Linked DNA regions of Mus musculus: region 2 is linked to region 1. Evidence: chromatin loops called from intact Hi-C (ENCODE). Cell type or tissue: heart. All regions are shown on one strand. Each heading gives the region's core, and the rest is flanking DNA. Links, peaks and the distances in the headings are about the cores only.

Region 1 (12,337 bases), core at 2,491-10,490:
TCATCACAAAGTTGAGTCATAATACCTCCTATGTCCTCAACTATGTGGTTGAAATGCAAGGCTGAGCAATACACATATTATAGTGGGAAATGACAAGAGAGAGGAACACAAGAAATTGGTTATATATACAAATATGACCATTATGAAAGAAGGGAGATAACACACATAGCTATTCCACTCTTTCATTTGAAAACTGGTTACAACATTGATATTCCTTTGAAGGATAACCCTTATAAAGAAAAATGGAATTTTTATAAATGATTAAATCTTTGATCCTTTCCACATTAAAACCTACAAAACACCAGAGTTCCAAAGTGAAGACATTAGAAATACAGAATTTGTGCATAAAATAGTGAGAGTGAGGAAGGGCATTATTACACTTTATTTTATTTATTTATTTATTTATTTATTTATTTATTATTATTACACTTTAACTACTTGACTACTTGAATAGGTGAAAAATGAGGTTTGAAATATTGATTTGTTTCAAGTATATGTCTCATGTACATTCAGATGAGTGAATCACACTTTCAAAGAGCTACCATTCATGGCATTTCTTGACCAGCTACATAGCTTCCTTTACCCATGGTTTCCATATAACACTAAGAAAAATTCAAAACAATATTTAGGTGTACTTTAAATAGTGGCCTGCTACCTAAAATAATAAAATTTGAAATGTAGAATTTTATTTGTGATGACAGGCAGATATATCCTATCTCTCCCTAGTGACTTGATATTGGATCCTGTTTACTAATTCTCCCTGGATTTTCTTTCTTGGAATAACAGTTTCTAGAAATAGGAATGTAAGAAAATTTTCTCAGGAATATAAATTATTTTACCATCTGTTTTTCTTAGAAAACAATTAGTTAATAATGAGTCTGACTTGGCACCATGCTCTGAGTTGTACATATGCTATGTTAGATGCAAATTTCAGTTATAAATTGAGCTAGTAAGTTGCCTTGGAGCTTTTTATTTTCCCTTTATTTTTGAGTTGACAGTTTTGATGGCTCATATACTTTGGCCTACTCCATAAAAGGTTCTGGATAACACTGTATATCAACTTTAATACAACAGTAGTTTATTATATTAATATCATAGATAATGAAGCAACATTTTTATGGGTAGTTTTTATTCATTGTATCCATGACATTTTGATCATCATTTTCTACCAAAATTTAAGAAATAATGAAGGACTGGTACCTAATGTTTCCATGACAAGTGACAATGAAAGAATCACATTCCTGCTTGGTTATTTATGTCTTTGATGTTGTTGTTGGTCTTTATGCAATGGTCTTTATGCAAAATATATACATATAAATAGAAACTCCCATAGATAATGTGTAGTGAACAATTCATTGTAATTATTCTTAAAAACATTACTTTATGTACATAGATTTCTGTCTCTAATATTTTGGAGTGGCCTAATTTGGCTACTGAATATAGGCAGAGCTGCAAGTTTCTAGTTTATTTAGCCATTTTCTTATGAAATGTTTAGGCAGAATTATTTCCAAGGTTTTTGCATGAAAATAAAAACAAAACAAAACAAAACAAAACAATCCTCATTCTTTAAATACGTGAATTTTAGAGTTTATTCCTGGAGTTCTAAGGGAGGCTAACTGGTTAAAAGCACTGCTCTTTAGAGGCCTGAGGTTTAATTCACTGAAATTACATCGTGACTCACAGTTCTAGTGGACCTTATGCCCTCTTCTGGCCTTCATGTATACCTGGTATGCATAGGATACAAACGTGTACAGGAAGGTAAACTCTAATATATATTGAAAAGCCAAATAATTAAGTATTCATCTGTTTTATTCAATTATATATGTGCTTAAAGTGCATTTCAATTTAAAAAATAATGAAGACATGTATGTACACATGCACATATCAAAATTTGTATGTGAGTGTATGTGGACATATGCATATGTTTGTGATGTTAGTGTATGCATATGTGTATTGGCTTGCATGTGTGAGTATGCATGTGTTTGGTGTACAGTGCTTAGTGTCAAGATCAGAGAAAAGGCTTCAGAAATTAGTTCTCACTTTCAGGCTTGTTTTGAATCAGATTTTTGTTTGTTTTATTTCTGCTTTTTGGTTTATTTTGTATTCAAGGCTAGCTTGCCTGCGAACTCTGTTTTTCCAATTTCTTGGTGTCCCATCTTGTATTAGGTATCTTGAAATTACATACTCGGTGCCTTAATGGGTTCCAGTGATCAAGTTAATTTTGTAAAATGATTTTACCCATGATGCCATCACCCAGACCCCACCTATTCTACTCCCCAAATTTGAAAATATTTTTGCATGATATTTTACTTTACAACCTCCATAATAGGAATTATACAGTGAAGTATTCTTTTAGATTGTCATGGTCTCTGATATAGCATACATATCAAAATTTATGTGTGTGTCCGTGTATGAGCATATTTATTTGAGTATGTATATGTGTATGTTTGTAAATTTATGTGGTCTCAGATGCACTGTGTAGCTGTGTACTTGATAATCTTGAGTTACAGATATTCCTACTTCTATATCTCAAGTGCTAAGATTATAGGCATTCACAGCCATGCCTATAATCTTCTTCTTTCTTATCTGTTACTTATCATTTACTGATGAAGTCAAAGACTTTCAAGTCTGTGAAATCAACTGCTCTCAGCAATCAAGGATTGCCTAGTTTACTAGATGTCAAGGAGTTCCATGACTATGATAACTCTTCAAGAAAGATCATATTCTATCAGAAGAGTCAGACATAATAACTTTGCCAATATCTTAACCATCATGTTTAAGTTATGCATCCATGTTTTCTAGTAGCATCTAAATTTGCATTGTAGATTGATAAGCCAAGCTCAAATGATGAATTGATAACTTTACATTGCACTAAATTATATAAGAATAATCTTTAAAATTCTTTGTGGTACAAACGATATGGCTAGAGTTTCACTGGCAATATTAAAAAAGTTACTAGTGAATAGTAATTGTATATGGTAGCCAAACATGATATTATAGTTAAATATCTCTCCTACATATGCTTAATGCATACTATTCAATTTGCAAACAGTAAATTGATTTTATTTTCAAACTGCTATTGTAAAATATGCTATTTTCTCAGCTTCTTAATGATGTTTTTGCTATTCACTGTAATTTTCTTTGTCAGAATATAATCTTGACTGAAAGAAATTCTATATTTTAGCAAGATTCTGTCTTGTACTAATAATTACCATTCTCAGAATAATAGTTATTATTTATTTAGTGTTGTATGTGCTAGACACTTTCAAATGTATTTAAATGTGGTTTTCTCAATAATGTTAGGATATATTGTCATTAACTTCATAGAACAGGTAAAGAAACTGGTAAATTAAGCAATGTCCCATGGCCCCAACGGCCTGTATGACTGTTGGGGCCATGTAACTCCAGGGTTGTGAATGGAGTGAGCATGTATGCTTTCCCATAATAGCAGACTCCTCTTTCCCACTCCTCTTCTTAAACTACATTTATTTTTTGCTATCAAATATGTTTAAATTTCTTAAACTATAACATTGCTACAAATAATATTTACCGTATCACACTGACTCTAGGTTAAGCTTTCAACAGTAAAATCTTTCAAGATAAATGAATTTTGGGTCTGTTTTCTACTTTGCATGAGCAATTTGTGTTGAAGCCTAGATGTAAGAGGAAGGAATCATTTCATCACTTGTATATGCATGGATCAATATGACGTAAGGCAGACTCTTGATTTCAGTAACAAACAAGCAAAGAACCTCAGACATTCCTGTGAGAATCTCAGTACTTCAGTACTTTTCTTTTTGCAGTAAAAACACTTCAATAGCTGAGCAGTGTTGGTGCACATCTTTAATCCCAGCATTTGAGAGGCAAAGGCAGTCAGATTTCTGAGTTCGAGGCCAGACTGGTCTACAGAGCTAGTTCCAGGACAGCCAGGGCTACACAGAGAAACCCTGTCTCAAACAAAACAAAACAAAACAAACAGAAAAACAAACAAACAAACAAAAACCAAACCAACCAAACAAACAAAAACAAAAAACAAAAAACCCCACTTCAATGATAATTTATTAATAAGTAGAGCTTCAGTCTCTGACAGTGATTAAAGCTGACCATATGCGATGTACATCAAGCAGTATTTGGTAATGTGATTCAGAGCATAATTCCCAGTGTTATAGGACAAAGGCAATCTACATTTAAAATATTTGTGTTGTCTTATATCCTCTTTACTGTCGATAAATTTTAAAAGAAATTGGTGTCAAAATATGTTCAAATTTAGTAGATGTGTGCTAACTAAAATCTCCTTTTATAGCTTTCTACAAGTACAGGCAGAGACAGATCACAACTCATCTTGTAAGTTGTAGGTCATCTGATATATGAGTGCTCTAACATTCTTACATACTTTGGTTTTGCAAAGCATTACAAATATTAACTGTTCCTGGGGGGAGGGGGCAAAAAAAAAACATTACTTTTTAAAGCCAGAGTGCTTGGTGGTATTCCCCTTCAGTGAAAATCTGTGTTGCTAACCAATGTAAATGAGAATATTTGTTTTTTATAATAATATGGTTGGTACTACTTTATAATACATTTAAATAAACTCCCCAGATCTCTGCCCTCACAAATGCTACAAATGCCCTTTGCTTGTAGAAGAATGCCACAAGGAAAAAAAATGGAGGGCCCATTAAAAGGTTAGCTACATCTCTTTTTAAAGGAACAGATGAAATCTCTGTTTAAATTTACAGTGGCATACTTTAAAATCACTGTGTTGATTTTTCTAATTTATTTACTAACCCAGACGCTCAAGATTTACCTACTGTGGGATTATGTTATAGTTTTATTTATTTCTCATTAAACATTTTGCTGGGTTGAAATGTCTGGGTCATTTCCCAAAGAAGGAAAAATGCCAGTGGATTTCAAAATTGACTCTGGTTTGGTTTATAATGCATTGTAACCAAATTCAATACTACAGAAATGCTGTAAAATAGAAACACACAGGCGTAGAGAAAAATGTAAAGTAAATTTAGTTTAATGCCTAACTATCTGTTTTAGGCATTATACATTGGCATCAGACTTAGACATTCCATTACATATTGGTTTCAAGGTAAACTACTGAAATCGATTCCAAAGACAATATCCTGAATGATTGTCACAACAATTGTTTTATACTTCTGTGCTTCTTCCCAATATAAATGAGGATTATTTGCTTTTTCATAATATTCTGGCTATTACAATTTTATGATAACAAAGTTTAAAATGTTTTTAATCATAATTTAATTGGGATATTTAAAATTATGTTTAATACACTTTTAAAGCCATAGCAAATAATTTTAGTAGTGTATATCTGTTGTAAAGATAATTTTGTACATGCATTAAATGTATTTACTTATAGGTTTACGTACACAAGCTAGTATATTAGTAATTAAATTAAAATGTGTGTAGGCATACTTAATTATAATAAAAGGGAGTGATTTTATTGTCTTTTCAGTAAAAAATTATGGTCTGTAATCGTACCTTGGAGAACAATTTTATTTAGAAGCTCAGGCATATAAGCAATACTTTATTCACATATTTTCACATGTAATATGATCTATCATTCTTGCAAAGATTAATTTACAGCCTTAACCTACCAGTTTAGCAGTAAAGGTCATTTAACAAAACTGCTTTGCATAAATCACCACCAGATGGCAATGTTGTGTCTTTGATCATGAACACTTCTTTCTGAAGTAAACTACTTCATTAAAGAATCTTTTTGCCAAATATTACCTGCATCATTATTAAGTAGTCAGAAGATACGTTTTCTTGATCAAAGTGCCTGAAATTCTTTTATTTTAATGTAATTATATTTCTATGTAAAAATAAACATCATTGTACAAGTGTTTCAATCAAACAATTTTCATTAAGTGACTCTCTGATTTATTGTGGCAAATGGACTGTAAGCTACAGAAATGAATTTTCAATGTCTTTAGTTGCAATTATGTATATATTGGAACTTTCCCCTGATCTATATTTTAATTACATTTCCAGATTCATTGTTGGTTTCTCTTTTCTTTGTGAAAAAAAAAAAAAGAAAAGAAAAAGAAACAAGTAGTGGTAATGTTCAAAAGAGCCCATGAGTTTTTACTTTACTTCAGATTATATGAAATAAAGCAGTAAAAACATCAAATTTTCTTGTTAATAATTGTTTAATGCCTTTTGGTTGCTATACATTAATGTAACAGATAATTATATAGTTAATTATGTGTTTTATAAACTTGACATGGATACAACCTAGACCAATGTTATGGGGTTTATTAGAAGTTGATAATCAATGAAGTAAGAAAAAAGAGAATCATTGCATGGCTTCAAAACACAATCTCTTAGAAGGAGAAAGTAATGTAGCAATAACCTGGGTGAGGCAGGGAAGAAAGTGTTAAAATGATGTTAGCTAAAGGTCATAACACTTTGCTTATGTAGGAGAAAGTCTAAGAGAGCTGTTTTGCAACATTGTGACTGTTGATAAAAAAAAAATGTAGTGTTCTTGAAAAAACTAAGAGATCAGATGTTAAGAGTATTCACAATAAAAATTTTATGATGAATGTGTTAAACAGAAGGGTTTAGTCATTTCCATATATATTTTAATATATATTTGAATATATGTATTCAAATAACCAAATTATAATATATGATATAATTTAATTCACACACAATATGCTCAAAAGGAATTGTTAATTGAAATAATAAAAGAAATAAATTAGCAAAATATTTCCAATGCATCAAAACATGGATTATTTAAAATTTACTAAAAAACAAGATTGTGTAGAGTTATATTAAATATGGTATTTACTCTATTGCATGTCAGAATAGATATTACAACAAAAGCAGAAAAAGAGGAGGCACAATCAACTACTAACAAAACATAAAGAAATACCAATCTTCTGTTGAGTTTAAAAATTCATGCTTATACCCTTTTAAATTTTGAGTTTAGTTTAACTTGAAGAGATAAAAATTAAACATTAGGAGAAAAATCTACATGATATTGTTACAATAAAGTAAATAGTAAAAGCCATTTGTCACCTTACTGAATTTTATAGATATTACACTGATTACTTACAATTGCGTATTCTCATGGTTTCATTTACCTAATGATATTTTATCTCTTCAAATTCTTCAGAACTTTATGTTTACACAATTCATCTAGGGCTTTGATCTTTTACTAGTATAACTCCTAAGATACCAGATGATATTATTTTGTTTAAAAACTGAAATATTCGCTATTACAAACATTGTGACACTATATATGAGATGTGTTTGCAAATTAATAAAATATGATTTTTTATTGGGCTTAATTTTTTAATAAAGTATATTTTGATCATATTTTTTCCTCTTCTTCAACTCCTCTCAGACCTTCCCGCCTCCTACTCTGACCTACCACTTCCATTTTCTCTCTCTCTCTCTCTCTCTCTCTCTCTCTCTCTCTCTCTCTCTCTCTCTCTCTCTCCCCTCTCTTTTCCTCCTCCTCCTCCTCCTCTTCCTCCTCACTCTCTCCAGAAAAACATGGAGTCGTTTTTGTTGGCCAACTACCCCTGAGTAGGAGGTCTGCCCTAGAATGTGGTTTATATAACCAGTGAAACTCTTTGAACAAATTGACTTTCATTCTCCTAGCTGGTAGCAATCCTAAACATCTTCTTGGCTATGGGTGAGACTGTGTGTCCACTTCCCCTTCTGCTTGCTGGGCTTTTCTTGTTTTGAATCTGTGTGAATATTGTTCAGCTGCCACAGTCTCTGTGAATTCATATGTGGATCAATGAGACATGTATGTGTCTGGATGATGCCACAGTAACATGGTTTTCTGTGTAGGAAGGAGAGAGGAAGCACAACAGATTTTCTAATATTTTTCCCAAGTAGCTTTTGATTTTGTTTGTTTATTTATTTGTTTATTAATCATTTTATTTATTTACATTTCAAATGTTATCCCTGTTCCTGGTTTCCCCACTGCATACCACCTATCCCACCTTTCCCTGCTTCTATGAGGGTTCTCTCCAAACCACACAACCACACCTGCCTCACCACCCTAGCATTCCCCAACACTGGTGCATGGAGCCTTCACAGGACCAAGGGCCTCCCTTCCCATTGATGCTAGATAAGGCTATCCTCTGTTACATATGCAGCTAGAGCCATGGCTCCCTCCATGTGTACACGTAAATATGTAAACATGGTTAGTGGTTTAGTCCCTGGGATCTCTTGGGGGGGTCTTGGTTGATATTGTTCTTCCTATGGGGTTGCAAACCCCTTCAGTTCCTTCAGTCCTTACCCGAACACCTCCATTGTGGTCCCCATGCTTAGTCCAATGGTTGCTTGTGAGCATGCACCTCTGTATTTGTCAGGCTCTGGCAGAACCTCTCAGGAGACAGCTATATCAGGCTCTTGTCAGAAAGCACTTTTTGCATCCAAAGTAGTGCCTGGGTTTGGTGTCTGTATATGGGATGGATCTCCAGCTGGGGCAGTCTCTGGATGGCCTTTCCTTCAGGCTCTGCCCCAAACTTTGTCTCCATATTTGCTCCTGTTTATTTTCTTCCCCCTTCTAATTAGGACTGAAGCATCCTCACTTTGATCTTCCTTCTTCTTGAGCTTCATATGGCCTCTAAGTTCTATCACTTGTATTCTGAGCTTTTCCCCTAATATCCACTTATCAGCGAGTGCATACCATGGGTGTTCTTTGTATTACCTCTTACTCTCCTCTCATATATCACAACCTGATAAATTTCCCCTTCCTCCACTCCTCCAAGTCCTTCCCCACAAATGCCCTGCACCCAGTAAAAGGAAAAGCATCTCAAGAGTAAGTAAAATACTCCTATTTCCATTGTTAATTGCCGGGCGTGGTGGCGCACGCCTTTAATCCCAGCACTAGGGAGGCAGAGGCAGGCGGATTTCTGAGTTCGAGGCCAGCTTGGTCTACAGAGTGAGTTCCAGGACAGCTAGAGCTAAAAGAGAAACCCTGTCTCGAAAAACCAAAAAAAAAAAAAAAAAAAAAAAAAAAAGAATTAAAGAAAAAAAAAAACCCAACTACACCACCATAATATATATGCAGAGCACCTAGTACAGATCCACAAAGGTTCCATGATTGTTGTTTTGGTTTTTGTGAGTCTCTATGAGCTTTATTTGTTGACTTTGTTGTTTGTAGTTTTGTGCTGTCTTTGACCCCTTTTGCTCTGCTCTTCCTAAGTAAGATCCCTGCCCTTTCCCATGGGTTCCCCCAAATTTCACAACGTTTTATTTTTCATTTTGTCAGAAACTCTAGAAATTTCCAGTTAAGTCTTATCTTCTAATTTATGCATAACAAAAGATATTGAAGTTCCCCCAAGATTAAGGATTTCCCTTGCTTTGCATGAATCTATTAATGGTCTCTCATAACATCTTACTTATTCAATGTCACTTTTTTAAAGGTGTTTCCAAAAGCAATGACACAAATATTATGTCATGAGTTCTGTAATATAAAAATGAATTAAGAGTTTTAACCTAAAGAAACATATTGATAAACATACTGTATTTTAACAAACATGCGAAGGATGATCCTAAAAGTATAAATAAATAGAAGAAATAGGATTCATTTTATATCCTAAATTTGTGTTTCTTTGAGAAGTGGGAAAGATGGTTGCTAAAATTTGAAAATCAACCAATGGTAAGAAGATTTAATCATAAGCAATGAGGTGATCAAAGTTCCAAACATTGACTAAAACAATTAATGATAAAATGGAGATATGCATAAGAACGATATATAAGAACTAGTAACCTGAAGAATTAATGTTAGTGTAGAGAACAAATTTGAGATTTTTAAGAAGACATGTTAAGATGGACATAAAGAAAGCTAATCAGGAGATAGAATTCTTCTAGTTAGAATTGTGTGTGTGTGTGTGTGTGTGTGTGTGTGTGTGTGTGTGCACGAGCACGTGCGTGAGATAAAGAGTGTGTGTGACACCTGAAGGCAGTCTGTGTGTGACATTTGAAGCAATGAACTACTACAATCTAGGAACTCATAATTTTTTTTTTCAAAATTACCTTTCTTTGCATATGAATCTTAAAGCTGCTGTTGTCCTTTACTTCAAACAAACCTCATATATATATATAAGTGTGTGTGTATGTGTGTGGGTTCAGTGATATCTGTCTAATAACACAAAGCACTCGATGGGAAATTGGACTCTGACTCAAACAGCTAATTATTTTTGGATGTTATACAGTCAGATAGAGTATAGAGATCACTGTTGCCATTCAAACTTGTTCCATTGGTGCGAGGGACTCATTCCTAAAGGATGTACCTTACTGTCTACAGCAGAGCCATCCATCCAATACTGTTCTGCCTATCTGTTTACTGAGGGTTTATGATGTAAACCATTTCTCCAACATACTTATTATATTGAAACAAAGTTTTTATCTCTCTGTATCCTTCATCAAAGGCAAAACCACAGACAAATTTCTTTTTGGGGGGAGAAAAGGCTAAAGTAATCAATCATTGACCAAAATAACATGCAGGATTAATCCACTTGACTTGACTCTGATCCAGATAACTCCACTGGAAATGATAACTGTAATTAAATTGTTCAGAAAAGAGCTACTCTTCACACACAGACATACCGTCATTCATGCACAAACATACACACACTAATGTACATACACACGTGTGCACATGCATAAACACACATACATACATATTCACACATTCATGCACACATGAACACACCTATACTCTTTCACATAACTATACAGCCATATGGTTTTACACACACACACACACACACACACACACACACACACACACACACACACACACAAATGCCTATATATCATACACATACATATTTCATGACAGAAGCTGTTAAGTCAAATGAACATAATACTTGGAAGAGAACAAAGGTCTCTTTCTAAAGTTAGGCTCAGAAACCTATTCACCTTCTCCTGTGAATTTCTTACTAACTTAAATTTGTTGGAACCATGTATTCAGAACTGACAAAAATCAGGTATTTATAAAGTAGCAAACATTGCTGGATAAATGAAGATTTCTCAGCAACTAATTACTTGTGAAAATGTTTTACAAAGGGCTATGGTGTTTATTTAAAAACCAGCATTGGTTTTGATGATTCAAATATCTGCTACTAGAGAGTACATTGTAAAGTGAAGCCCCAAGGAAACATTCTGGTCTTCCTCTTAGAACCTTGGAACCAAGGATGCTTTCCTTTGACAGTTGGACAATTTGCTTTGTCAGGAGACAAATGGGCCTGCCGCATCAGACATAGTTGAAGTTCCGACTTTGTGGACAGTTTTCCTAATGGCACAGCAAACTTCAAAATCTGGAAATTAGAATGGGGGGGCTTTAAATCCCAGCTCATCCACTTACTAGATTTGCAACCTTAGGCAAGATAACAGAACTCTAAAACAGCTCTAAAGAGAAAATAATGCCTTACACATTGCCAGAATTTGTAAATAATAAAGGAGGTATAGGAATAGCAGACAGTAACTTTCTGATTAGAAGGGTTGTACTGTGAATGACAATTTGGTCTTCAATAGTTTTTTTTTTCTATATTAAAATATAGGAAGTTTACAAACCACAAAGGAAAACAGTAAGTGAGAGAAACAGAATTTACAGAGACAAACATAAAGAGAAAAGTAGGAAAGCCTGTTAAGCTTGGAGAGGATTTACAGTCTAAGATAGTAATATCTTAGTAATGACATTATAGTTATTTAACAGTGGGCTTCTTGCAGAGTGAGATAAAGAGTGGTTTATTTGAGGAATAGAAATGGAAGAACAAGCATGGAGTAGCATCAGCTAGGACAGTGGATCAAATCAAACAGAACTGAGATATGAGAACATATCTGAAACTGGTCAGCTCAGAAAATAACAATCTGTTCTTAGAGAAATTGATTGGTTGCCAGGATATTGGCCTTGGTATCGTATGACTTGGTTTTAAATTACTTTTTTGGCTATCTTCTTGCTATGTGGTCATGCACAGCTTGTCTTGCCTCTCCGAGCCTGAGATCGTCATCTGTAAAACCTGGTTAGTAATAATCCTTACCCACTGGGATTGCTTGAAGTTCAAATGAGTTTATGTAAGTGGAGCACTTGATTCATGCTTAGCGCCTACTAATTGCATTATAATTATAGCTATTATTATCTTAAATATTACCTGAAGAACAGTTTCTGTGAAGGTGTCTAAATCATTAGCATATGTGTATTCTCCTGTGACTACTCATTTTAATACTTTAACTTTAGATAATTTTCATAAATAATATTTTAGCACCGCTACCTTTGGAATAAGACCTTCATTCTCAGGGTGCTTCTCTACCATCACTTCAATTTCTCTGTACAATTTTTTAC
Region 2 (12,337 bases), core at 2,592-10,591, 680 kb after region 1:
ACCCTACATTTATGTGGTATGATCTCCATGTGGGTTCCCTAATAAGTAGAGTGGGGATAGGAGATGGGGTGGGGGTGGGGCGGCTAACTGATTCTGTTGCCTCTTTGGAATCCATTTCCCCTAACTGGGCTGTCTTGTATGGACTCAGGTAGAGGATACTGCTAGTCCTGCTGTGCTGTGATATGCTGGAGCTGTTTGGAAAGGGCAAGGCAAGATGGGGGATGGGGGAAGGCATTCCTTTCTCAGAGAAGAAAGAAAAGGAGGAGGGATGGGGGGAGGGAGTGTGAGGGTGGGACTTAGAGAAGAGGGAGGGGGCCCGTGATCAGAAAGTAAAGAAATAAATTAAGGAAAATAATAACAAAATAAGATTAATAAAACAAAAGCCATATAAACATGTATAATATAGAAAAAATAAGCAAGCGAAGTATCTAAGGAAGCTCAATATTAACTGCGGTAAGTGTAAAGAGGTTAAACTCTGCCATGTTCAGAACTCTGGGTTCCTCCAAGTTTCACCACACTTTTGAGCACTAAGTATTCTAAATTCATGGAGCAATTTCCCCAGAGAAGGTTTGGTCACAGTTATTGTCCTGGAAACAGAATCAGGAAACAAGACAAAGGTTGTAGAAGAGTGACTCTATATGTATTACAACATGTAGTTGATGTATTAGAAACTTCCCTACTTCCTAGGATAGATTTATTCAAAAAGAACCAATTTCAGCATCCAACAAAAGTAGTGCATTCATGGCAGCTAGCATCCACAACTCCTAGAGGGTTGGCACTACTGGGATAATATTGAGCTGATTACCTGGCAACAAGGTGGAATTTTTGACCATTAAAACATAGTTAACAAGTAAAAATGTATTAAACATGTAAAATCTACCTCTCTATATATTCACGAACACACAAACATATAATGTGTTACCACATGTCTAGACTGAAAATATGTTATAACGAACACCAATGTTAAACATTTTTAAAATTGTATTTATTCTTTGAGAGTTTCATGCATGTGTTTTTATCAAATTCTCCAAACTCTCCCAGGATCCTACTATCTACAATCTAATTTCATGTTCATTTTCTCTCTCTCTTAAAAACAAAATAAAAACAAGAAAAATAAATCACACAGAGAGAAAAAACAAAACAAAACTAAACAGTCCATCACTGATGATGGAGTTTGAGGGATAAATAAATGTCTTGCCCTACTCCCAGCTTGCTCCCTCTGTTTCGTGTTTCCATGTGGAGATATGACCTCTCAGCATCCTGCTCAAGCAACCATGCTTGTTGCTCCCTGACATGATCAGTATTTTCTTTTTGGAACTATAGAACAAGTGAACACTTCCTTCTATAAAATACCTTGGTCATGATGTTTCATCACAGCATCAGAAAAGTAATGAAAACAGAATTCAAGTAAAATCAAGTGAATGGCATGTTTAGAAATCAAGATGACAAATCCTACTGAAACATTTTTACACTAAACAGATATGAAACATTCCAAACATTTTGTTTCCTAGAATACATTGGATATCCAAAGAGACATCAGTAGCCACAATGATGGAGTTAAAAAGATTTGAAGTATATACCAATTCAAAATTTTGTACAGTATAAATTTATTTTTCTGTGCACATGTTTGGCCTAAACTAATTTGGTAAGTTTGTTTTAGTATAATATAATTCAATTCAGTGTAAATTTACAAAGTATGCATTTTTAGGATGCTATATCAGGATACATAATGCTGAGGCAGATTTTTAATTATCTCAATAAAAGTCATATTCGTTTCAATTAGATTTCTAAAAAATGAAATCAAAGCCTGGAGAGGTGGTTCAGGGTTTAAGAGTACTTCTTGTTCTTCCCTAGAATCAGGGTTTGAAGGTCATTGCCCATGTCGGGCAGCTCACAATTGGTTCTAGTACCCAGTCACCTGATGCCCTCTTCTGTCATCTGCAGGCATTGCACTTATGTGCCTATACCCACACAAAGACACACACATGGACAAATTATTGATAACAATTAAAATACAATTTTAAAAGGAAGTAGACTCACAGAACACTTCCAATGCAGTCTGGACAGGATTTAAAATTTGGGAAATGTTGATCAATATGGAATGAGGTCTTTATATATTTTATAAATGTGGCTCTCTTTTAAACTTTATTAAATCGCAAGGTAGAAAAATATACAATGAAAAAGGCAGGTAATCACAACGATGAAGTATGGTATCATGACATCTACATCTTTACCACACATGAATTTTTGTTTTCATTTGAGCAGCAAACTCAGCCCTAATAAAGGATCCTTTGACACATGTCTAAACACTAATGTGCTTTCTACCTCTCTGACAAAGTAATAGGTCTGACCTTTGTATAATGTCATTCTGATTTTTCCTGTTTCTCTTGCCTTCACTTCTTCTCACAGCATGTAAAATAAATCACTGTAAGCTCAGAAATAATAATTACAGGGAAAAGTGGTCTCATATATGTGAAAGGGATCACTTCAATATACACAATACGTTTTTCTCTCTCCAAATCTCTGAAATTCAATTTGATGTGGTGAAGGATGCAAGAATTTTGCCTTGGCAGGACGCTTTGGTATGCCATAGCAACCATTTAAAATACCCATAGATTTGTCGTTAAGTAAGGCTGAATATTTTAAAGTGTGTTTATATCAACACACTTTTAGAAGAAAAGGATCCGATTTTTCCACTTGCTAGTTAATTCTTTGTAAGTTATTCCTCATGCTTTCTAAAAATATAAAATGTATCTATCTTATGAGATTGGATATTGTATTGTGCACGTATGTTTGTTGCGTACAGAGGTCAGAAGATGACATAGGATCCCCAGGAGTCACAGATAGTTGTCAACTGCTAAGTGGCAGCTGGGGATTGAACCCAAGTCCTATGGAAAAGCAACTAGTGTTCTTAACCACTAAGTCTTTTCTACAGTCCTTTAAAGCCTATTTTTAATATAATTTTTGTTTTTTGCATTTAATCTAACATGTTTAAATGTGTATAAGGTGTATGTAGCAAACACATCTCTTTATCCTAATACCCTTCTTGGGAAAGATGTTGAAATGACATAGATCACTTGATCCACTCCTGTGTCCATGTCCAGGTGTCATGCAGTGAGTTAAGTCAAAGCCAGTCAACTTGCTATCCATATTCTAAATCATAAAAAGAAAAGAAATGGAAACTTATTGTAATCCTGCGGAGTCTTTGATGGAAGCTTGTAAACGAGGTTGTGAAGAACTAGCAATAATATCCTACCATGAAGCTCAACTAAAGAGATACGCAAAGCAACAACTTTCCCCACCCCACCTCCCAAAAAACAAAACAAACAAAAACGCTGCACAATTTAGTCAAAACCCAAAGAGTTTTGGAGGGAGGTGGGTGGTAGGGAAGATGAATTTTGACAATGACTAGCCAGTTTTCTATTAATTTATTTATTGACTTTATATGCCCCTCTCCTCTATGTCCTTCCCCTATTCTCACCTCCTCTTCCCCTTGAGAAGTGGTAGGTCCTGCTTGGCTATCACCCTATCCTGACACCTCAAGTCACTGTAGATCTTGACATATCCGCTCCCCCTAAGGCCAGAGAAGGCAGCTCAGTTAGAGGAGCAGGATCCACAGGCAGGGAACAGTCAGTGTAAGCTTCTGCTTCAGTTGTTGGAGGACCCACATGAAGGCCAAGCTGCACATCTGCTAAGTCCGTGCAGGGATGCCGAGTTCCCGTCCATGCTTGCTCTTTGGTTGGTGGTTCAGTTTTTGGGAGCCTCAGGGTTCCAGGTTAGTTGACTCTGTTGGTCTTCTTTTAACTAGCTAGTTATCAAGGAAGCTTAATCTACATCTTGCAAGTGGCCTCATAAAATTTCCTGTGTATATTGACAGAAACCAGAAAAAAAAAAGAAAACAAGCTAGCTAGAAACTACTCCGTTGCATCCTAGATAATGAACAAATGATATAAAACTGCCATTCCACGGTAAAATTTTAGTGATGATCTGAAACAAACATAGTATTATAACTTCAGGGGAAAAATATCAAAATACTCAGGAAGGCATCCTAGGGACATATTAGTAGAGTTGTTCCTTCTGGTACTAGTGCATCCTTATCTAGTATAAAGGGACCATTTTCTATTTTCTTCTTTATTATATTACAAGAAAGAAAGAAAGAGTGAGTGCTGAGGAGTTTACACAAACTGTAAATCTTTTGCTTTGCAATAGAATATTAATTCTATACCCAGAAGGCATAGGAGAGAAAATTCACCAGAAGTTTATAATCCCAACATTGGGAAGGTGGAGGTAGAAAGATCCTGGGGCTAGCTCACAAGCCAGCCCAACCTACTTCCCTAGTTCCATGCCACTGAAAGACCCTGGGTTTCTTTCTTTCTTTGTTTTTGTTTTGTTTTGTGTTGTATGTATGTTTGATTGATTTTTCAGTTGGATAGAATCTAACGAAGTCTTGGGAGCTATACCTGAGGCTGTCATCGGACCTGCACACACAAATGCACCTACTTGCATCCATAATCGCGTACAAATAAATGAGAGGGGGGAAGAAAGAGAGGCAGAGAGAGAATTATTTTAAATCACTGACTTGCGATGGCATAGGCAGCAAATCACTGTGCCCTGATAATTACCGCATGTGTTATTGCAGGATTTAAAAAATAAGCTGAGATTCCATTGTGGAGAACACTGAGAAATCACCAGGAGACATATGGAGATCTTTTCTTTTATTTGCATCAATAAAAGTGAAACAATGTCTCTACCCAAAAGCCATTTTATCTCAAGCTTCTGACTTTATGTACCAAAGTGTAAAGCTAGATGATGGATGTAATAGGGAAATGCATGGGTTTGCTCTATATAGACAGGATTTTAACTCAGAACTGGGGAAAATATTAACTTTAGTACGTGGTCATTTAGTAAACATTAAACCTAGATTCTTACATATTAAATTAATACTGGCCCACCAGTACATGAACTTTACTGAATAGATTGCTGGGACATGTTTCAAGGACCATAGAATGAACAGGTAAAGAATTCAATTTTAACTGAGAGTACTATGGAGACAGAGGGGAGCTGTGAAGCAGAATCTTAAATACAGTAAAATAAATAAACATAATTTATTATAATGGGTTATTATACATTTGTACTTACACTGTGGCAGAAATGCATGTGAGACCTTTGTGCTGCTGTGTAAACTAGTTAATACCAGTTAGGTAGACAGATGAGAGTTAACTAACATTTTAACAGTAAAGTAGATCCCCAAATGTGACATATGATGGACAGCTCCAAATGATATCAATAAGGTGCTTTATTTAACTGTCATAGCATAAACCTTATTGTATAATTAAATGTGCATAACATAAAATATTTATTATATGTAATATACAAAGTTGGTGTTACCAGTATTGATACTATCATAAGAATCTCACCAAATGACAAGAAAATGTCAGAGTAGTAAGATTGTTTTTATTCTTTATATAAAGCTGATTTTAAATGAAACTCTATGTCTTTTTTGAGAGGAGGAAGCAGCTCATTTTATTTTTGCTGTCTAAATAGGGGCCTTGATCAACCAATATGGACATCAATAGACTAGTGAGTTTAGGGCTTGCATCCTCTTGTAGGTTTTGTGAAAATAAAATCTATTATATTCTTCAATGTCTAAGTTATGTTAAATAATTTAAAATAACACTATTCTAATAACACTATTGTGAAATAAGTTAGAATTTCATCCAAAGTCAGAAACATTAGAAATAATCAAATTTGAAATGTACATGAACTTGGGTGCCGCATAAGCTAATGAGTAACATCTCTAACATTCTGCCAGGTCTTCGGGAATTTTGTTTTTACACTAAACACATAAATATAATGCAAAGTGTTTCTAATACAGGGGATTTCAATAGTCTTTGAAAAACTCAGATACAAATAAGAAGTGAACTTTAAACTGTTGCAAAATGAAAAGAATTCCAGGGAACTAGTGCATTGGTAGTGTATTAAAGTAAAGTTCAAATTCTTACTTATAATATTCATCTGTCAACAAATGAATGAATGCTGCTAAGGAAGTAAGATATTGAATACTTTCTAGAGATTTTCAGTATAATTTTAAGTTTGCTGTTTGGTCTCATTTAAAGTTAGTTACCAAAGTTGCTTGAACACTGCTCAGATGTTAAGTGCATTGGCTGTTCTTCCAGAGAACCCTAGTTTGGTTCCCAGCATCCGTGTTAGACAGTTCACAAATAACAGAAAACTGCAGTTCCGGGCGATCTGACCTATTCTAGCCTGTAGATACAGCCACATGTGTTAGACAGACAGACAGACAGACAGACACATACGCACACACAAATTAAAATACTTTTTAAAAAAATTAACAGAAAAATATTCAGATAGTAGCAAAATTTATGCATAAAAGTTTTTCTTAAGTAATGGGAACAGACTGGAGAGCTGAGGCTGAGAGCGGTTAAAAGCCCTTGTTGCCCTTGCAGAGGACCCAAGTTTGGTTCTCAGCAGTCATAAAGCAGCTCTGTGTTCCTGGGATCTGGTGCCCTCTTCTGGCGTCCATGAGCATTGCATGAATGTGATGAACACCATGCATGTGAAACCTTCATGCACAAAATAATAATATTCATACATAAAATAATATTATTCATAATAACACGTAAATAATAATAATAATAATAATAATGATGATGATGATGATGATGATGATGATGATGATGATGATGATGATGATGATGATAAAAACAAGTAAGCACTAGAGAGAAATTAAAGTCGGCTTAGCATGGGCCCGTGAGCATTTCCATTAAATTTTATATAAGAGAGTTCATCTTCTCATTATCTTAGAACACAAAGCTGGAGGTTCAAGGGTTCGCGTGCACGCACACACACGCACACACACAAATAGTCTGGATAAAAATTTGTTTATACAAAACATTGAAATTAATTCAGCTGCTTTATTTTAAGCATCAGCTAAAGGAATAAATGAGAAGAAGAAGAAGAAGAAGAAGAAGAAGAAGAAGAAGAAGAAGAAGAAGAAGAAGAAGAAGAAGAAGAAGAAGAAGAAGAAGAAGAAGAAGAAGAAGAAGAAGAAGAGCCTACTCTAGCTCTAAGTGTGTACATAAATGTGTAAACCTAAAGATTCCCTTGGATTTAGGCCAGTCACTTCTAATGTGCTGCCAAGAAGGGAGGTAGCTTGTTGGGTTTGCTACCAGGAGTTTCTATCACCTTTCTTTTCCCAGGTCTTCACCCTTTGATCTGTTATCTTGCAAATGCAGCCCCTAGCAACACAGAGCTCAAAGAGAGGGGAAGCTAGGTGTAACTTTCTCTATTGAGAGACCAGTCAGATCCTCTGCCTAAAAGCAGTCGCAAAATTTACTTGTCTGTGAGAAAGGTTGATTCAAAACTGAAAGGAAATGCAATATCTATTAATTTCAGATTCAGTAAATATCTAATTACATTTTAAGTAACTAACAAGAGACACATCTTACATTCACTTTTCTGTAATAAGTGTCTCATAACATAAAAGTACATTGTAAAATTATATTTCTACATTCTTGGCTCAGTTGATAGACATAATCACGTAGGTATTATTTTCTTGGGAAAATGATAAAACGAACATTATTCTCCTCAGATTTCTTTTAAATCAGACAACCTCCATAGTGTTAACAAACAAAATAATTAGATCAGCTATCCCTATTTAAAATAATGTTTCAGAAACTAGAGTAAAATGAAAGCAGAAAGCACAGCTGACAATTCTGTGTTGTACCATTAATGAGGAACTATGAAGAGGACGAGAACGGAAAGATGGTTTTCGATAAAAGTGCTTCCCCCATCTACTCACAAACTTCATGAAATTGAAATCACAAATTAATGTGTCATTTAAAAATTCAGTAAAAAAATCACTGAATGATTATGACATTATCAGGTTTTAAGCTGTGGAGAGCTTGGCTGGTAGCACACTTGCAACATCAAATGAAGTGTTGCCACACAGAGCCACAGAAAATGCACTGCAGATAAGATGTAGCTCCACCTTCACACATGACATTGGGCAGAAGTTGGAAGGACTAAGTGTTCCCATGAAGAGTAGAACATTCAATGAGCACATCCTCTGAACTGCTCATGGAAGAGTATTAGTAACTTTCCTGAGTCTGGAGTTTTATGTATTTATTGACTTCTTTACTTTTGTTTTGGTTGTTGAAGCAAAGTCTCTCTACTTATCCCTGGCTATACTGAAAGACACTGAGTAGACCAGGGTGGCCTTGAAGTCACAGAGATTTGTCTGCCTCTGTTTTCCTAGTGCTGGAACTAGCAGTGCCTGCTACAGTGCCTGGCTCGAGCCTTAAAATTTTAACAGGGAGGTTCAGATGAAATTTCTGAATATATAACAAAAAGAAGGAGAAATTTTAACTATCAGTTCAGAAAGTTCAATTATTATAATCATACCTGAAAAACACAATTCATGTTTTAACAACAAAATGCCTATTTTGAACAGTTTTGTAAAATTAGATTGTATTTTTTTATTGACTATTTTCTTTAAATACATTTCAAATGTTATCCCCTTTCCTGGCTTCCCCTCAGAAAACCCCCCATCCTATCCCTCTCCCCTTGCTCACCAACCCACCCACTCTCCCTTCCCTGTGCTGGCATCTCTCTACACTGGGACATATTTTATAATGATCATAATGTATAAGTGGGCAGACTAAGTTCTAAGTTATTCTTCCATGTTGAGACAGTCATTGCCTGCATTCTCACAGTCGTGGATCTGTGTCCCTTGAAAGGATTCCTTCAAAAGGCCTTGCCTTACAACTGCTCCTACATATTTGGGGTTAGGCACAGCAGTTTTCATCTCCAAGAAGCTGCTCTGTCACAAACCAGTTAGCTTTAAACTGATATTCAGGAGACCCCTCCGAATAGAAAGTGAAAGAAAATGAACTAAGACCTGACTTGGAAAGTCTCTTATTCTAAATGCTGTTTCCCCTTTTATGTGACTATACACAGCTAGACTTGATGTTTCTATGTAGGACTGTCCAATTTGCAGAATGAAATAGATTTGGGAATGGACTTGTATTATTAATATTTTTAACACTCTGAAAAAATCATTAGCTCTTGCAAATAAATCGTATGTAACAGACTAAACGGATTTTAGGAATGCTTTCATTCTTAAAACTATATGGAAATTGGTAGGAGCTTAATGTCAGAAATAACTTTTTTTAAATCTTACAATAAAATTGGTTAATTTTTTTTACTAATAGATTGATATATATATATATATGTATACCACATGATTCATTCATGCTGTTTCTTACATTCAAATTTTGTACTCAAGATCAATGTGATAGAATCTAAGGATTATCACTTTTAATTGGTTTTTACCTTTGTGCTAGATTTTTCATTTCACAGAGTAATTGAAATCTCAGGCACTATATTTGAAATCCTTTCCTAATTATTGTTTATAGAATTGCAAAAATATCTTCAGTGCCTGCTGTATTGACACAGAGGCAGTTGACTTAGGCAAGCTAGGTAAAAGAAATAGGTAGCTCAGAAATGGAGTTGTTACCTGCTACTGTAACTGCACAGTGTCTGTGTATAACAGGATTGTGAGTCCAACCTTTCTTGTGAATTAATTTCTCTAAGCCCCAGTGTTCCCCTTAAAACTGAAGATATTCAAATATGAATTTAACCATACACATATTTTAGATTTGGAAAATTCTATGAGAGTTTGATCCTTGTTTCTTTCTTTCTTTTTCTTTTTTTCTTCTTTTCTTTTTCTTTTTTTTTTTTTTTTTCTTAATCATAAGCTAAAAAGATCCTGTCCAGGCTTTGCAAATCTATGCAGTAGGTGAAGTGTACCTTGTAAACGAAGATAATAATTTGAACCTATGAGATCAGAACTATGACAGATGCTTGTTTGAAGTTCAGGATTGAAAAAGGAAGAACTATTATTTGAGATGAAGATACTACATAAGAGGCACCACACATAAGAAGTACAAAAAATATCCTAAAAACATGTCCCCAAACGTGACAATGCCTGAGCCTCTGTATAAACCAGGTATCCCTAACTTCCTGGAGCTATAGTCTAACCTGAGTGCTACATACAGTAGACTTTAAAACCCTGCATCATGGGTAGTCTTTTACAATAGCTAATATGGCATAAAGGAAGATCTTTTTATACTAAAAATTATGAAGTCAGCTTTCATGGAAATTATATCTATATATTACTCACTTTCTATACATTTCAACTTCTCAAATTAGCAGAAGTTGTTACTTTTCCAATTTTTTACTCAAGTCTCTAAAAAAGAAAATGAAAATAGTCCACATGCTGCAATTATGAGAATAACCAAATAATATTATTGGGTTCATGAAATTTTTAAGGTAGAGTCATAAACAATATTTTCATTTTATAAGTAAGATGAAACTGTACCTATTAAAATACAGACTAGAAAGGATTTATAGTTCTCATTTAATATGACTTAACCTTAATAAAAATCCAGGAGGCAAATTAAGAATTGATTTTGTAGATTTACATTTCAAAGAATAAATTGTTTCCAGAATACAAAAACAGATTAGAAACATTTTAAGAATACATAAAAATTAGCCTATAAACTGAATTCATTTATGGACATATAGCTAATAACAGTTAATTTTTTAGAAAATTTTATTTAATTAGCACATATGTTGTTTCAATCTTTTATTACATTATTATTTACATGTATTTTTTAGCAAGCCTGTGCACATGTCATGCCCACAGCAGCAGCATTTGAGTGGAGGCAGAAGGATAAATTCTCGCTGTTGCTTCTCTTCTTCTAGCATTAAGGTCCCAGAATTTGAACTCAGGTTAACTATCTTAGCAGCAGGCATCTTTATCCACTGAGCCATATACATGATCTTGTATCAGTATTAAGAATATCCCATGCCATTAATCATCTCCTTTGTCACCACCTAAGCAAGTATTTACCATTGCTTGTATTTTTAACTACATATATGTAATGATACATAGTTTTGTGTGATTTCAGTTTTCATCCGTTGCTTAAATGTAAAGATTTACGGTTGATTATTTCATTGGGTACCATCTAAGCTAACTGAAATAAAATTGAAAAGCTATAAAAGAATAAGCATTGAACATTGTCTCTAATGTCCAGTAAAACAGTCTCAGGTCAGGAGCCAATGCCCATTTTCACCTGAGAAAGTGCACTGGTACTTTCCTTGTGTGCTTGTTTATGATCCATGAGAAGTGACTCTCCTGATATTTAAGAGCACCTGTAGTCCTATGAATATTACCATTTGTGTCACAAGTAGATAAATCTATATAAGTATGCCAGTCAATTGGTATTCAAGTTAATCCATATCAGAATGAAGAGATGAAATTGGTCTAAAGTCTGGCTAACAATTTTTTTTCAAATTCTGTTCCTCTCTCGACACATAGACTGAAGGAGAGACTTGCATGATAAAGTATGACCAACAGGAATTGCAGAATATTGCTTTAGAATGGGGTAGTCAATGATAGCAAGAACTTGTAAGAGGAAATTGTACTTGTTGAGGAAAAGTTAAGGACTAACGATATAACAGATGAAGACCCTTCTTTTTGCACATGCAAAGTTTAATTTCATGGTAGTTCTGCCAAGCTCTTGACTACACACTTGATTCACATAAATCACCTGATTCAATAAGTCCACTGAAAGATACAGTCTTTTGCAGAAGCATACGAGCAGTGCAGCTGAGGCTTAGAAAATCTGATTTCTTTATATAAAGGTCCTCCATGTCATTATCATTTCAATTTTTTTTGTGTGTGTATGTAGCTCTAGTGCCTTGGTTGGTTGGTTTGTTTTCCTAGTTTACTGGAGTTGTTTTCTATAAATTTTTGAAAGCATTAAAATGAACTACTTAGCATGCTGAAAACAAATGCCTGTGCCTATGTTCCGTAGAACAGGATTCAGTGCTGTGCTGGTGAGAACCTGAGACTTTTGTTTGGCAGAAAAGTTTCTAGAAGATACTGGTACCGTTTCCTAGAGAAGCCTTGAAAAATCACTGCAGTAAATGTGCCTATGAGCTGACAGGGTAATGATGCTATAACTAATGCCACCAGAATCCCTCTGACATTCTTCATGTCCTTCTGCATGACTATTATGCTAAAGCGATAAGGTTAGACATTTTAGGAGAGATTTTTAATACAGTCGTGGGACACGGCTACCTTCCATAGAAAATATTAACCCTGTGAGAAATCCTTAGACACACAACAGCCAATAGAATTAGTGATTTGCCAAGCCAGATTTTAGTTCATTTTCTTTCACTTTCTATTCAAAGGGGGTCTCCTGAATATCAGTTTAAAGCTAACTGGTTTGTGACAGAGCAACTTCTT

What was found. A loop is a pair of places that touch in the nucleus more often than their neighbours do. Peaks named below come from ENCODE experiments on the same cell type or tissue, not always from the same donor. Only the 100,000 strongest peaks of a DNase experiment are listed, where the experiment ranks them.
Region 2: it touches region 1 in a loop (6-fold over the local background); 9 of 42 quality-filtered maps call a loop at or near these places.

What each region holds. Positions count from the first base shown.
Region 1 is chr15:48,097,143-48,109,479 of GRCm38, forward strand. The region is part of intron 13 of Csmd3 (CUB and Sushi multiple domains 3); the gene reads right to left. Among named protein-coding and RNA genes, the nearest start is that of Gm23530, 300 kb to the left of the region's middle. In heart, for the core only: a CTCF peak has its summit at 5,668 (motif pointing right); no DNase peak of the experiment used is centred there.
Region 2 is chr15:48,773,132-48,785,468 of GRCm38, forward strand. The region is part of intron 1 of Csmd3 (CUB and Sushi multiple domains 3); the gene reads right to left. Among named protein-coding and RNA genes, the nearest start is that of Csmd3, 13 kb to the right of the region's middle. In heart, for the core only: a CTCF peak has its summit at 6,530 (motif pointing left); no DNase peak of the experiment used is centred there.